Regions from separate parts of the Mus musculus genome. Here region 2 is linked to region 1. The links are chromatin contacts, found by POLR2A ChIA-PET in ENCODE. All regions are on one chromosome and are shown on one strand. The core of a region is the stretch at or near the end of the contact, and the rest is flanking DNA. Distances in the headings are between cores, read along the strand shown.

Region 1 (6,970 bases), core at 550-3,049:
TGTCCATTCCAATTCCTCCTGGCCCATCCACATTATTATTTCTCTGTTCGTCCTCAAAACACACACCAGGAGTGGTGGAGGATGGTGGTGTGTGTGTGTGTGTGTGTGTGTGTGTGTGTGTGTGTGTGCGCGCGCGCGCGCGCGCTTCTGTGAAAAGCAACCTTACCAGGTAACAGAGTTCAAATTCAACACCTAGTATCCAGTATTTCTTTCTCCACCTTCAAACTCAGGAGAATTTCTCCCCAATTACAAATGTTTCCCCGGGGATGCCATTGCCTGAAAGCCCTTAATGCTTCTATTGTTCTCAATTGGTACTAGTCTGTAATTTCAAAATAAATATTATAACAAATAACTTGAAAGCTTAAGAGAAAAGTAAGAAAACTAATTCTAAAGCCAAAAAAAAAAAAAAAAAAAAATCCTGCTGAAGGGATGACTCAGCAGTTAAGAGTACTGGCTGCTCTTGCAGAGGGCCTGAGTTCAATTCCCAGCAACGACATGGTGGCTCACAGCCATCTGTGATGGGGTTTGTTTCCCTCTTCTGGTGTGTCTGAAGACAGACACTCATATATAGTAAATAAATAAATAAATAAATAAATAAATAGTTTTAAGAAGCTCTAAAAGATCAATGAAGATTGAGTCATAGAGAATAACCACTTGATTTTAAAGTCAGACTTTGATAATATACAGAGGGACAGATGAGGTGTCTTGCCCAGACTAAAAACCACTTTAAATCCTTCTGTATATAAAGCAATCAATTCTCCAAAATTATTTGGTTGGTTGGTTGGTTGGTTTGGTTTTGGGGCCAGAATCTTGCTAACTTGATCTGGGCTGAAAATCTTGCCTCCGTGTCGTCCCCACCCCCCTGCTGAGTTTGGTGACCTGCACCATCACCATCACCACCACCACACCACACCTGGGTTAATGATCTAAACTTAACAGAACATTTCAAGCAGTTTTAAAGCTGGGTTTTCTCGGTTGAAGGGCGAGCTTTTTCTGACCCGGACTGTGTACTATGCCACGACCTTAGGAGGCTGCTGATCTTTAAGCTGATTTATAACGGAAGGCTCATGTGGGAACTGATCCTGCATTTCATACTCGAAAAGAGAAGATTAGCCATCAATTGAGCACATTTTTCCTGGGGATTTCACAGAATAAATGAGCTAGACACACACTTTTCTCCCAAACACCAAACTATCCAAAAACATTTCCAGATAATCAGAAAGTCATGAGTCAACAAATTGGGTAGTTAAGTGCAGTTCAGGCAACGAACAGGATTTTTCTTTTCTTTCTTTCTTTTTTTTTTTTTTTTTTTTTTTTTTTTTGACAAATCTGACACAACCTTAAAAGCTACAAACAAAAAGCCACAAGTTGGTTGCAGACAATACTGAGAGCAGAAACTTACCTTGGAAATGATTAACGGTTCTCCACGCTCCAGGCCACCTTTCAGGGTGAAGCCCCAGGGAGCCCCTCCCTCTAGGAGCGCTTCCAGATAAACGAATCTCTCCGTGGGGGTCCTACTGGGGTTTGGCGTGGCGCTAGGCTCCTCCAAGTTCTCCGGAGTCTTCATCGCGCCAGAGGCATGGTCAAGTCGGCTTCGGTTTAAAGTGCCTGACCCAGATGGAGGCAAGAGGAGCTTCCCTGCTGGGTTAGATCGCTCAGCACGCTGCCCTCAGGCCAAGATAAACTCAGTCGGGACAGCGAAGCCTGCGGCTCCCCGGGGATGCTTCTCCCACTACACCCGCTGGAATTCAGCGGAAGTCCTGAGTGGGGTCTACCCACTGCGTTCACACTGACGTCCCCCAGGGTCTCCGCAGACTGCTTTCGGCTCCCACACGCGCCAAAGCCTTGTCTGTGTTTTTGGTTTTTAACCGAGAATAGTAAAAAGCCTTTCACCCTGTCTAGGAAGAAAGAGGCAGAGGCAGAGCCGCAAAGGAATACCTCTTTTTTTTTTTTTTTTTTTTTTTTTTTTGATTGATCACCAACCCTTTCTTCCTGAGCGAGTGAAATTTACCATGACAATAGCGTCCGCCCTCCGCAGAAGCCGCATTTAAAGAAAGCGGGCGCTAGCGGTGCTCCTGTTGCCCTCGGAATTTTCGATCCTGTCCCCGGGGGGCGGAAAGGCTGTGCGAAAACTTTGTACCCATTTTTGTCAAGCATTAAGTTCAGCGCTTGCTTCTTAGGTTAGGGGAGGTTTGTAAGAGGAAAGACGGGGGGCGGAGGGGCGCGGGCGGCTTGGAGGGCAGAAATCCTTAGTGTCTGGAGGAAGTCACCCCCAAATCTCAGCGATGCGCTGCGCTTCTTTTCTTTAGCATTTTCAGCGATGGTGGGTCCCTCTGCAGCCGCCTGAAGCGAGAGTGCGGGTGGCAGAGGAGTGCGCTCGGCCGAATTCAGCCACAAAGACCTGGCAATCAGAGCCGGCCTACAGTCGATAACACCGAGGAAGCTGAAAATACAGTACAGATGGCTAGAAATAGTTACCAGAAGAGCCCCGCCTCTTACTAATTAAAGCAGAACTTCGGGCAAGCGTTGGAATTTTGAAAATCCCTCCAGGCACTTCTGCTGGGCCGCCAAGTCTGAGAGGCTGCTCCTAAGCAGGTCGGGCGAACTTTCAAGTGTCAAGGGCTTTATTGATTTCATTAGAAGAAAATACCACAAGCTGCATAAGATTGGCCTCTCCAGACAAACTGCTTTGCTGTGCAAACTGAGGAAGGCCTTTTCTTCCTTAAACTGTGGTCTACCCCAAGATTGCTTGATACCCGCTGTTAAGTACTAGGCACTCAGGGCACAATGTGCCTCTGACTCTAGGTTATCAGTGTAACTTTGTAATAATGCTATACAATATTTAACGTTACTTTCCAGAGTGTGAGCAGTATATGGTAGCATATACTCTGGTCTTGCCCAGAGTCCTCTGAGATTATTGGGACAAATTAGAATTCTTTTCAAGAAAAATATTTACCCAAAGTTTTTCTACTTAAATTTGTGATGAGTTTTATTTTTCAGTACTGGATTTAAAATGATAGAAATGTAATAAAAAATTGATTTTGGTGTTTTTACTTATAACGAAGAGCAGATACTACGGAGCAAGTAAGACTGTGAAATTGGGACAGTTGTAATAATGGGCCAACTAAACGGCTTAGAAAGTAAAGCGGGCGCGCGCGCACACACGCACACACACACACACACTGTACAAGCCTAACCACCAAGGTTCAGTTCCAGGAGCCCACATAAAAAGCCAGATGCAGGGGTGTCCATCTGTAATCCCAACCCCTCTACACTAAGATGGAAGGCACAGGCAGGAGAATGGCCTGCAAGTTTCATGTTCAAATAGCCTAAGAGTACACAGCACAGCTCTAGAGACAAGAGACCCCACGTCAAGAAGGTGGACAGCTAGAACTGAGTCCCCAAAGTTATCTTCTACACACCATGACACAAGTGTGTTCAGACTCACACGTGCATACACCCACATCATATGTACACATGCACACAATAAATAAACACATGAGCTACACCTGTGATGCTTAGGCTGGCATGGGGGGAGTGTAGCTTAGTACCACATCAGCAGCATCTGAAGGTCAAGGTCATAAAGTTCAGGGCAGCCGGGACACCCGAGACCCTACCTCCTCCCTCCTCCAAAGGCTAACATTTAATATACAGCACAAGGCCTGTATTGTTTTATTTTATTACTGTTTGCAGTAATAACTTTACCCAAAGGGCCCAATAGTAGGGAAAAAATATCATTTTTATATAATGGTAATCTAATGGAAACAGGTATGCCAAGTGAAAGTGGTAAACCTGAGTTGATCCTTAAGGGTAATTTAGGATGTTTTTATTGATACTTCCTTAGGCTGTTTTTATTGATACTTCCTTTTGCAGCTTAATTTGTAAACAAAGACTGAAAGGAAAGCTGGGCATGGTGGTGAGGGTTTGTAGTCCCACCTAAGCTGGAGAATCGTGAGTTCTCAAAGTTCAGCCTTAGTAATGCAGCAATATTATGTCTAAAAAATAAAAAATAGTAGGGTGGGCTCAATAGGTTAAGCACTGTTGTGCAAGTGAGTTCTAACACCCAGAACCCTTGTAGACAGCCACAGTGGTGTCTGTGTCCATGATCCCTGTTCTCCCACGGGCAGACCAAAGATGGGGATGGATAACCCGGAAGCTGTAAGTCAGCTAGGAAGTGGATTGAAGCAGAGACCCCAACTCAAGCTAGGTAGTAGGCAAGCAGCTACACTTAAGGTTGCCCTCTGACCTCCACATGAGTATCCTGAAGGCGTTTGAACACACACACACACACACACACACACACACACACACACACACACTATAGTATGACTTTTTCCTCTGGGTTTCACAGGGTCTTCACATTGTCATTTTGGTATGAAGGTAACTTGACTTGGCAGCCATGGTGTGCCTGTGGAGGTCAGAGGACAGACAACTAATTGGAGGGAGTATTTCAAGGATCCCCCCACCCAGCTTCTTCCTGATTTGGAAGAAAGGCCTCAGAAGAAAAGTGTCACCGTCTCTTTTCTGATTTCTGCTACATCCCTATCCTTCTGCCTCATATTTAGACTTGACTCTACTTTACTAATTTAAAAATAAATCATTTTCATAATAGACACACCCCAGCAGGTGGCAACTACACATGTGGGTGCTGGGAACTGAGTTTGGGTCCTCTAGAAAAGCAGTAAGTACTCTTACCTGGTGAGCCATCTCTCTGGCCCCCAGTGTCTGCTTGTATGTGTCTGGCTTACTTAGTATGTTTTGAAGGTTTGTTTCTACAAATGTATTCCACTCCCTTTGCTTTGTTTTGTTCTGAGACACAGTCTTGTGTGGCCCAGGCTGACCTCAAACTCACTACATAGTCAAGGATGACCTTGAATCCTGATCTTCCTGCCTCCACCTTCCAAATGCTAGGGTTACAGGTGTGTACCACCATGCCCAGTGTGTGTGTGTGTGTATGTGTGTATGTATGTATGTGTGTGTGTGTGTGTGTGTATATATATGTGTGTGTGTGTGTGTGTGTGTGTGTGTGTTTGTGTGTGTGTATATATATATATATATATATATATATGTGTATGTGTGTGTGTGTGTGTGTATGTATATATATATATTTGACAAATTCTGCAAGGTCTTTCTTACAAGTCTCATCGTGTGTCCACAGAGGAGAAATATAGCCACAACACCTTGCTCCCCATCTAGCATTCCCATACTCAACTCTTTCAAATGCCATAGTATCTTTCTAGTTTTACTAATTTTTTTTTTTTTGCAATGGGTATATATGCATCAGGGATACAAGGGCCTTTCATGCTCTCGATGACAACAGCTCTGCCTTCAAGCTACAGCTCCTACTTTTGCTGACATCTCTAATACAATTTTTATTTTATATATTTATTAATGCTTGTTTTGTTGAGACGAGATCTCACTATATAGCTGTAGCTGGCGTGGAGAAAGCTCCGTAGACCAGGCTGGCCACAGACTCACAAAAATCCAGTTGCTTCTGCCTTCCAAACGCTGGAATTCTAATTAATTTTCAAAGCATTGAATTTTGGTTGTTTTTAACTGCTCAAGAAAGTCTCTGAAAATGAAGCCAGGGTGACATCTAGTGGTCCTTCTGGGCCACTAATTTATTCAAGTCATTGCAGACAAGATGTTGAAGTACAGGTTGGAATAAATTATATAGTCTTAGAATGATTCTGAACAATCTAAAACAAAATCCAGCTTATTTTAAAGCTTGCCCATTTCTCTAGGCAATATTTTATACACAAAAAGAGTCACCTCTTCATGGGTCTTCCTAAGACAGCCTTAGGTAGCCGGCAGCTCCTGGCCTGCAAAGGCCAGAAGTGGTTTACACACTGCCCCCGAAAGCAGGTTCTTGGGAAAAGCATGAAGGCACGAAAGTTAGTTTATTCCAATAGTATCTCCATGCTGGAACTTTCCCTGAAGTACAGAACCATAGAACATTATGATGGATACTTCCCCATAACTGGGGTTCAGCAAGAATCAAGGAGAACACAAGGAACAGACAATGTACAGCACCTGCCCCTCAAGCTACAATAAGGCCCGTGTCACAATAATCACAGCACAGATAATCAAAATCTTTCCGAAGGGGTCCACGGTGATTGTAATTGCCATGGCGGTTTTATCAGCGTACATCGGGCACGACTCATGGATGGTATAAGGCAGGTGGCGGCAGTTTATTCAAAGGGAATTTTGTCTCCATGATGTTAGATCTTAAAAGGTCAGCAGAGCCTCATGATGCACACCTGCCACCCCAGTGCTCAGCCACAGAAACAGGAGTATTGTCAATTCAAGGGCAGCTGGGCTACATGTGACATTCCAGGCCAGTCTGGGCTATGTAGGGATACCCTTGACTCAAAAAGCAAGCAAGAAAACTAGCAACATAAACTTACTGTACAAGGACTTCGAGAATTCCAGGAACACATGAGCAAATAACACCATGTGATATATATATATATATATAAACAGAATGAAATTCTCTGGGCATGGTGGTACACACCATGTAACCCTAGCATTTGGAAGGTGGAGGCAGGAAGATCAGGATTCAAGGTCATCCTTGACTATGTAGTGAGTTTGAGGTCAGCCTGGGCCACACAAGACTGTGTCTCAGAACAAAACAAAGCAAAGGGAGTGGAATACATTTGTAGAAATAAACCTTCAAAACATACTAAGTAAGCCGGACACATACAAGCAGACACTGGGGGCCAGAGAGATGGCTCACCAGGTAAGAGTACTTACTGCTTTTCCACACTTTCCAAGCTTAGTTACCAGCACCTATATGGTGGCTCACAACCACCTGTAATCTAGTTTGAGGGGATACAACTCCATTTTCTGGCCCCAAGGGCACCAGGCACGAATGTTGTACATATATGTTCATGCAAGAAAAACTCTCGTACAAATAACATAAACCTTTTTTAAAAAGCTCTATTTGCTTATACATATGAGCAGTGCCTAC
Region 2 (7,706 bases), core at 2,085-4,584, 63 kb before region 1:
CCTGCCTATAAAAGACAACAGCAGAGACTGAAGGCAGCCACACACACACATCTTCCTCCTGTTTGGTGGGAGTTGGCTAAGGAAAGCCCTGAACTGGGGTTACAAGCCTATGAAGACGAGATACAGCCTGAAGGATGAAGTCAGGCTGTGCTGTCCACTGACCTTCTAGAAGCCGATGTAGCCTAATGCTACAACCATAACTTGCAGGATGTTCATGAAGCTGATGACATAGGAAGAGAGAAATGGATAAGAGCTGTGACTTGACAGCCTCCAAGTGTGTAGCTAGACTTTACCCTGTGTCAGTCTGCACCACGTAAGAAACCACAGAAGCCACCAGAGTTTTTTCCAAATGCCTTCTGGTTTGTCCTGCAAGCAATACTACTTACAGACAGGGCCTTTCTCGTCCTCACTTTTATTTTAATAAGGGCTGAGGCAGAAACTTAAAAAACATGTTATACAAATACTCCAGCAATGAGATAACCTACAAACCTATGTCTTCTTTTCACCGTTACAAATGAGAACTTCACTTGGATGTGGTGGCTCAAACCTTCAATCCCAGCACCCTGGAGGCAGAGGTAGAAAATCTCTACGAGTTCCTTGAGGCCAGACTGGTCTACACAGTGGGTTCCAGGACAGTCAGGGCTACAAGGAGGAACACTGCCTCACAAAACAAAACAAAACAAAACAAAACAAAACAAAATCACACACACAAAATTAGGAAAAAGAAAAGCCGGCCACCTGCAGTACACGTGGGCTTGGTGCCTTGAACTGACTTAGGAGACACTCAATACCCTAGGGTCTCCATCAAAATTTAGGCTTAAATATCCATCGTAGCCTTAAATATCCTTATATCACTTTGTCTGTAGGGAACCCTTGAGTAGAGAAAACAAGGAGACCCCAGGGTGCTGGAGACGGAATAATGAATAATGAAGGAGAGTAAAGAGTCAGGGTGGCAGCTGCTTCCAGGTAAAAAACCCCAGGGATGCAAGCAACGGAAACTTCAGTTGGTTTGGGGAATCTCAGAATAAGACTCGGGCCTCAGCTCCCCACTGGAAATTCTGTAAGGAAATATCCCCAGAGATCTGTAGGTCAATATGAGTTTCTGTTAGAGTAACAATAGTCACAGGCGTGTTCATGGAGAGTGCACCAGATAGATAATTCCATCTCATGCTTCTCCCATGCCCACGCATCCGATGGAAGAGCCCCTGTGGTCTCTTCATGGCTCCCCACATCCTCCTTGTCCATTTGAGCGAGAGTTTGGCTAAGAAAATGCCAGAAGGTTGGAAATGCTCTGACAAATTGTAGACTAGGAGCAGAAAGCTGGGTGAGACTGTGAGCATTAGCTGGGGGGTGGAACGTGGGGCAGAATCCAAAGTGAAAGCTATGTTACAAGACATGTCCGCACAGGGGGACTTCATAGCCTCTGGTGTTGCAATCTTACATGGGAAGCTGCAGAACCATGAATGGCAAGAAAAGGAATATTCTGAATGGACTAAGAACTCATAAAAGATAGAGTTTTAAGCAAGAAGTAAGTGAATTTATCTTCAATCAGAAAAGACAAAGTTTTCTGTTAATAAGCAGAAGTTAGGGCTTATGAGTAAATTTAATTCAATTGCAGGGAAATAAAATGACTTCTTAGCTCACCTGACACTTGGCATTGTGCAACTTTATTCCTGCCTGGGTTCACACATTTTGGTATAAATTAGTTTATCGTTACTCGGATGTTTTTGCCTCACGTTTCAGAATGAGTTAAATTCTCTCTTAAGCAAACTTTATCTTCAGTTCAGAAGGTAGGACTAACCTTTTAGAAGATGCAGTGATAACATTTCAGTTGTTGCCCCCTTGTCTGTCCTCAAATCCTTCATTGCAAACACTCATGGCGTTTAAATCCACAGAGCAATTAATCCCACCACCCTGCTGCTGGAATCAACTCTGAAAGGCAAGCCTGGGCCAAGCAGCCCTTGACAACCCCCTGTCTGCTCAACCACTCCTGGGCCCTGTAGACAGCCCTGTGGACCCTCTTCAGGAGTTGTAGGAAGAAAGAGCTGCTTTGGGGAGATGAATTCTGAAACACTGGAGCCGGCCTCAGATAGAAATTGATACCACATGGGCTGGAGAGATGGCCCAGCTGTCAAGCACACCAATTGCCCTTCCAAAGGACCCGGGTTCAATTCCCAGCATCCACACAGCAGCTCACACCTGTCTGTAACTCCAGTACCAGGGCTTCTAGCACCATCACACAGACAAATGTGCAGCCAAAACACCAATATATATTAAATAAGAAAATAAGTAAATAAAAAAATTTGAAGCCATACAAAGCAAAGCATGTCTGGAAATTTGCAACCCTGACTTTTTCACTTCTGAACTGTTTAGAGCAGAATTATCAAGGTCTTATATTGTCTCACCCAGCTGAAGTTGATTTTTAATTATATGTAGGGGAGGAAAAAAACAACAACAACCTTCAAATGTTATATTTGGAGAAGGCAATTTTCTCAGTTCCTAAATCTAAACAGATGATCTCAGCTTATAATAGTTACATCATCCCTCAGTCCTTTGTTGTAGGAAGGTAGTCACTGAGGAAATTCAACAGTGAAACAAAAGGAAAGTTCTGGACGCGGGATGAACTCAGCTGGTTGACTGCTTGGCCAGCATGCCTGAAAACCTAGGGTTCCATGCCCAACACCTCATAAAGCAGGTACGGTAGCATACACATGTAATCCCAGCACCCTGGAGGGAGAGGCTGGAAGGTCAGACATTGAAAATAGCATCCTTAGTTACACAGGGAGTTTGAGGCCAGCTGGGGATATAATGAATATAAGAATATAAGAATGTAAGAATAAAATAAGAACGGGAGGGAAGAATGGAGGGAGGGGTAGGGAGGGAAGGGACATTCTAATAAGTGAGAAACCCAGTCTTTTGTATTTCCATTCTCCATATTTATCTGCCAACAGCTGTGTCACACTTCTAATGACCCCTGTACAGTGGGTCTGTCTTTTCTCCTCTTTCCATCCTCATTTTTTTCTTCCTTGGGGTTAAGAGAGAGCGGAAGGAGAAAGCAAGGATAGAAAGGCATGTAGGCTGGCATCTGCTGCCATCCCTGCCTCTGCTCAGCTGGGCAGAGCAGTCCTTATTAGCTCTTACATAAAACTAAGAATGTGTGCTCCTATTATTCGGGGATATTGGGTGACCACAAGAGGACAATCCATTCCACAAATTCCACTGCCCCTCATGACCAGGTGACGCAAGCTCTAGCACACAGGGCAGGTTGATTGTTTGCTCTGTCAAGGATATCTCAGCTGGCAGCCCTCACCCAGACTCCCCTTTCCTATCACTCCTGGGCTCTTCCGGTAATCTCTCTGACCAGAGTTTAGAACAAGCCAGTGAACAGGGAGGGCACTTATCAAGGGCAAACGTTTACTTTATGATGTGGCAGTTAAAAATAACCTTCCAGAAACACTGACTGCCAAGTGAAGGCTATTGTCCTGGTGGGTAGTACACCTAATACTTCCTCCTGTGGCTGGCTCGCCCACATTTCCATATTTCCTTGCCATCTACTGCTGCAAACTGGTGACGTTCAAAGGAGACCAGGATTTTTCAGAGGGTCCTGTTTCCAGAGTCCACTACTGTATTAGTTACTTTTTTTTTTTTTAATATGTGATAAGGCAACATGACCAAGACAACTTGAAAAAGAAACAGCTTGTGAGGGCTTACAGCCCCACCCAGAGCGTGAGTCCATGGCCTTGATGTAAGGAGTACAGCATCAGGCAGGCAGGCATGGTACAGGAACAGTAGCTGAAAGCTTACATGCCTAGCCATAAAAATGAGGCAGAGGGAGCTAACGGGAAATGGCATGGGCCTTTGAAACCTCAAAGCCCACCCCCAGGGACACACCTCCTCCAATATGGCCACACTTCCTAATCCTTCCCAAATAGTTCCACCAACTTGGGACTGAGTATTCAAATAATAAATGAGCTTATAGATGCCATTTTCATTCAGACTACCACACCGACTTTCCCATTTGTTCAGGATAAGAGACACATCACACTGGTTGGTACACTAGAGGCAGGGGTGAGGGTGGGGAATGCACAGCAACTACCTAGCTTCTATATTTTCACAATACATGTGGGTCCAGGGAAAGATGTCTAATTTCTAAACCTTTCATGCAGTCCACAACATATCCTGAGGTCAAGAAGAAGCTTAGACACAAAATCTAGGCTGATTCTGGGGGTCAGGAAATGGCTGAGGAAGCAGAGAGTCAGAAAAACCATCTGCACTGTGCTACGGGGAAGGTGTGGCTGTGCTGAGTAATGAAAGATTGGGCTGATGTCCATGTGGAAGCAATGATGGCCTTGGAATCCACAACTGACAGTGCTCTGAAGGATACTGCACAAAGAACTTGGAGCTGGAACATGCCCATAGCCCCAGCGCACTCCCGAGACCAAGGCAGCAGCTGATTTTGAGGTCCACTTGGGCTATACAGCAAGTTCAAGGCCAGCCAGGGCTACACGGTAAGACTTTATCTCAGACAAAACAATTTGCAAACTGCTTTAAGAGAAGAATCAGAGGTGCTCAGTTAAAAGCACTAGTTGCTCTTAACCCAGCGTGGTGGCACACGCCTTTTATCTCAGCACTTGGGAGGCAGTTGCAGGTAGATCTCTGTGAGTTCCAGGACAGCCTGGTTTACAGAGTGGATTTCAGGGCAGCCAAGGCTATTTATAGAGACCCTGCCTAAAAACACACAAGCAAACAAACAAACATATGAACACACAAGCTGGCTGCTTTTCTAGAGGACCTGGGTTTGATTCCTAGCATCATACGACAGCTCACAGCCATTGGTAACCCCAGTTATCTGACAAGGTATCTGACACCCTCTTATGGCTCCTTAGGTACCAGACATGCACATGGTTCACAGGCAAACAAAGCACCCATATACATAAAAAATAAAAATCCTAAAAAGAAAACAATCCCATTAGAAAATAGGCAAAAGATGTGAAGGACTTATCGTAAATACATAAAAACATATTCAACATCATTGGTCATTAGGGAAATGCAAATTAAAACCACACTGCGGTGTCATTACACAGCTGCTAAAATAATTAAAATAAAAGTTTTATCAAATTCTGGCAAATATGGGAGAAACCTAAAATGTGATCATCAGTCACTCTGGAAATAGTTTAGTAGCTTCTTTGAAAATCAAACATATACTTATCCTATGATCCAGCAAATGTTCTCCCGGAGAATTAAGTCAGAGAGATGGAAATTCATGCACACGTAATGATCTGTTTATGCCTCCCATCAGTTTGTAATAGTAATAGTAGTAATAATAGTAATAGCACAAGCTGTAAACTGCCAAGATATCCCTCAAAAGTTAAATGGTCAAACAAACTGTTGAACATTCAAACCATGAAATATTTATTACTCAGAAATTTAAGGGAATATTTGTATAACATTTTTTAAATGACAAAATTAGAAATAGAAGACACAACATGGTGGTCAGGGGTTAGGGATGGGGACGATAAGGGGTGGGTAGATTGTACAACTATAGTGCAAGGGAGACATTTACTATATGTAACAGTTTTGTGTCCTGGCTGTGCTACATGGAACTACATGTGTACATCATACCAGCATCAAATCCTTGGCTTTGATATTGTTCTATAATTATGTAAGATTGAGCCATCAGGTAAAAGGCACACCAGATCGCTGGTAGTATCATGCCCAACATTCTATATCACAATTAGTTTTACATTTCAATTATATTTTATTTTCTGATACAAGGTCTCATGTATTCCAGGCTGGCCTCAAACTTGGAATATAGGCTAGGATGACTCTGCATTTCTGATCTCCCCTCCTTTGCTTACCAAGTGCTGGGATTAGAGGCATGTGCCACTGTTCTCTGTTTATCTGGTGCTAGAGAGAAACCCAAGGCATCATGTATGTGACACAAATACTTTACTAACCTTACTACATTGTCAGCCCTAAAACTCAATCTGGATGCTGCAAACTTCTGTGGCTTAGACCCTTCCACATGGACCAACTAATTATTTCCTGTCAGCTGTGCCCAGGTTTCCATCATTGTCCAGCCAGGGCCAGGATTAGCAGTTACTGTACCCCTGACTCTATCAGGCTAGATGTGTACTGGGCTGAGATGCTGGGCTCATCTGGAAGGAGGGAGGCTGGGGAATAACACAGAGCAGATATTAATAGCATTCTCACCTGTAAAACAGAACTAGGAGGTGGGGAAAGAAGCCAGTGACAGAGGAAACGGTTTCTGCCTGAATTCAGGTATGTCCATCTTTGGACCACTGTTTCTAGAAGCCTCCATGCAGGTTAAATTCCACAGCCAGAGCCTGTGGAGGGCCGGTCTCACACCGAGGTATGGGGAAGAGATGCCCCCCCCACCCAAACCCAAGCTCTCAGGAACTGTCCATGTGCCCAGGAACGATGAATGGCATGAACATCTGTTTCCCTGGAGTTCTGGCCATGAAGTTATAGAAGCTGCTCTTGAAAGGGTTGGTGCTGAAACCAAACACCCTCCCACACAGGTGTATGGAGCAGGGAGTACTGTTTCATTAATTATGTTAGGATTCCAGTCCAGAGAGTCAATAAGGCTATGGTCCGCTCTCTGCACATTCCAGCCATTGATGACCCTTTTGGGCATGAGAATTCCCTCTGGTGTGCCTGTGTTTTGGCATCCTTTTGGAAAGCTAACTCATGTCTCTGTTCCTGTCCTTCACAAGCAGACTTCCCTGGATTTTGCCTTGCCTGGCTGATGCCTGTCTCTCCCTTGGCTCTCACCATGGCCTGAAAATGTCCAAGGTTCCCTCTCTCTTTTATTGTGTAGGTCCTGCCTCATCATCTCCATGACGACGAGGCTCTTCCCACTTAGTGGAGTCCTGTGTGCCCTAGGACTTGCTTCACCCATCACTGCTGCTCCCTGGTGACCATTCCAACCCTCGGATGAATCCTTCTCCTGGGTATACACCAAAGTCTCTCTTCAGATAAAACCAAAAATTTTCCTATAACCCTCTGCTTTCCATTAACGACTGCCTGATCTCCCCCTTGCTAAGTCTTACTTCTCATCTGGCTTGCTCCATTGTCCCACCAACTTTAGAGCTATTTATTTCCAGGCTTCTCCACCTCTCCCAACCCCCAAACCCCACCACTAGCCCTCAAACAAACCATTTGTCCAGGTCACAGGTCCCCTAAAGTTCCACAGCCTATTGGTGTTCGTGATAAAAGCCCAGCTTCTCTATAGAATGCTTCCTGCCTGTCTCCAACTTCCATTCCTGCACCAAACACTCTGGGCATCTGGCACCTCCCCAGACCAGCCACACCCTGGCAGCTGACCCCTCCATGGTCCCGAAGAATCTTTGTGCTCTCACTCCTCACAGAAATGCATTCTAAGTTCCTAAGCTGTGCCACCTCTGCTTCCCACCCCCCACAGCCCTGCACAGATACCACCATAGCACCTGCCCTAAAACACCCTGAAGGCAAAGGGATAGTTTTCTTGGTTATTATAACGGAATTACACACACACACACACACACACACACACACACACACACACACCACACCCAGTTTTTATTTTGAAGGATTTTTTTTTAATATCCCAAACCTTTGAAAGGGAAAGGTCCAGTGAAACTTGTGGACTCTTCACCATTTAAGGCTGGGAAAGTAGCTAAGCGGTAGAGCATTCCTCATGTACA

The links. ChIA-PET counts read pairs that join two places held with the same protein, here RNA polymerase II (POLR2A).
Region 2: POLR2A ChIA-PET joins it to region 1 with 15 read pairs in Patski. The contact joins the enhancer-like site here to the promoter of Shroom3 in region 1. POLR2A ChIA-PET finds 5 or more read pairs at or near these places in 3 of 5 experiments (Patski and embryonic stem cell).

What each region holds. Positions count from the first base shown.
Region 1 is chr5:92,678,264-92,685,233 of GRCm38, reverse strand. It overlaps Shroom3 (shroom family member 3), which reads right to left and starts at 1,799. Exons shown (of 11, transcript NM_015756.2): 1 at 1,403-1,799. The coding sequence starts at 1,567.
Region 2 is chr5:92,741,624-92,749,329 of GRCm38, reverse strand. All of the region lies in intron 1 of Shroom3 (shroom family member 3), which reads right to left. Among named protein-coding and RNA genes, the nearest start is that of Mir1961, 43 kb to the left of the region's middle. Within about 2 kb of position 3,334, at least 1 of the 3 ENCODE cell types and tissues checked has a DNase peak (open chromatin) inside an H3K27ac peak, as active enhancers do.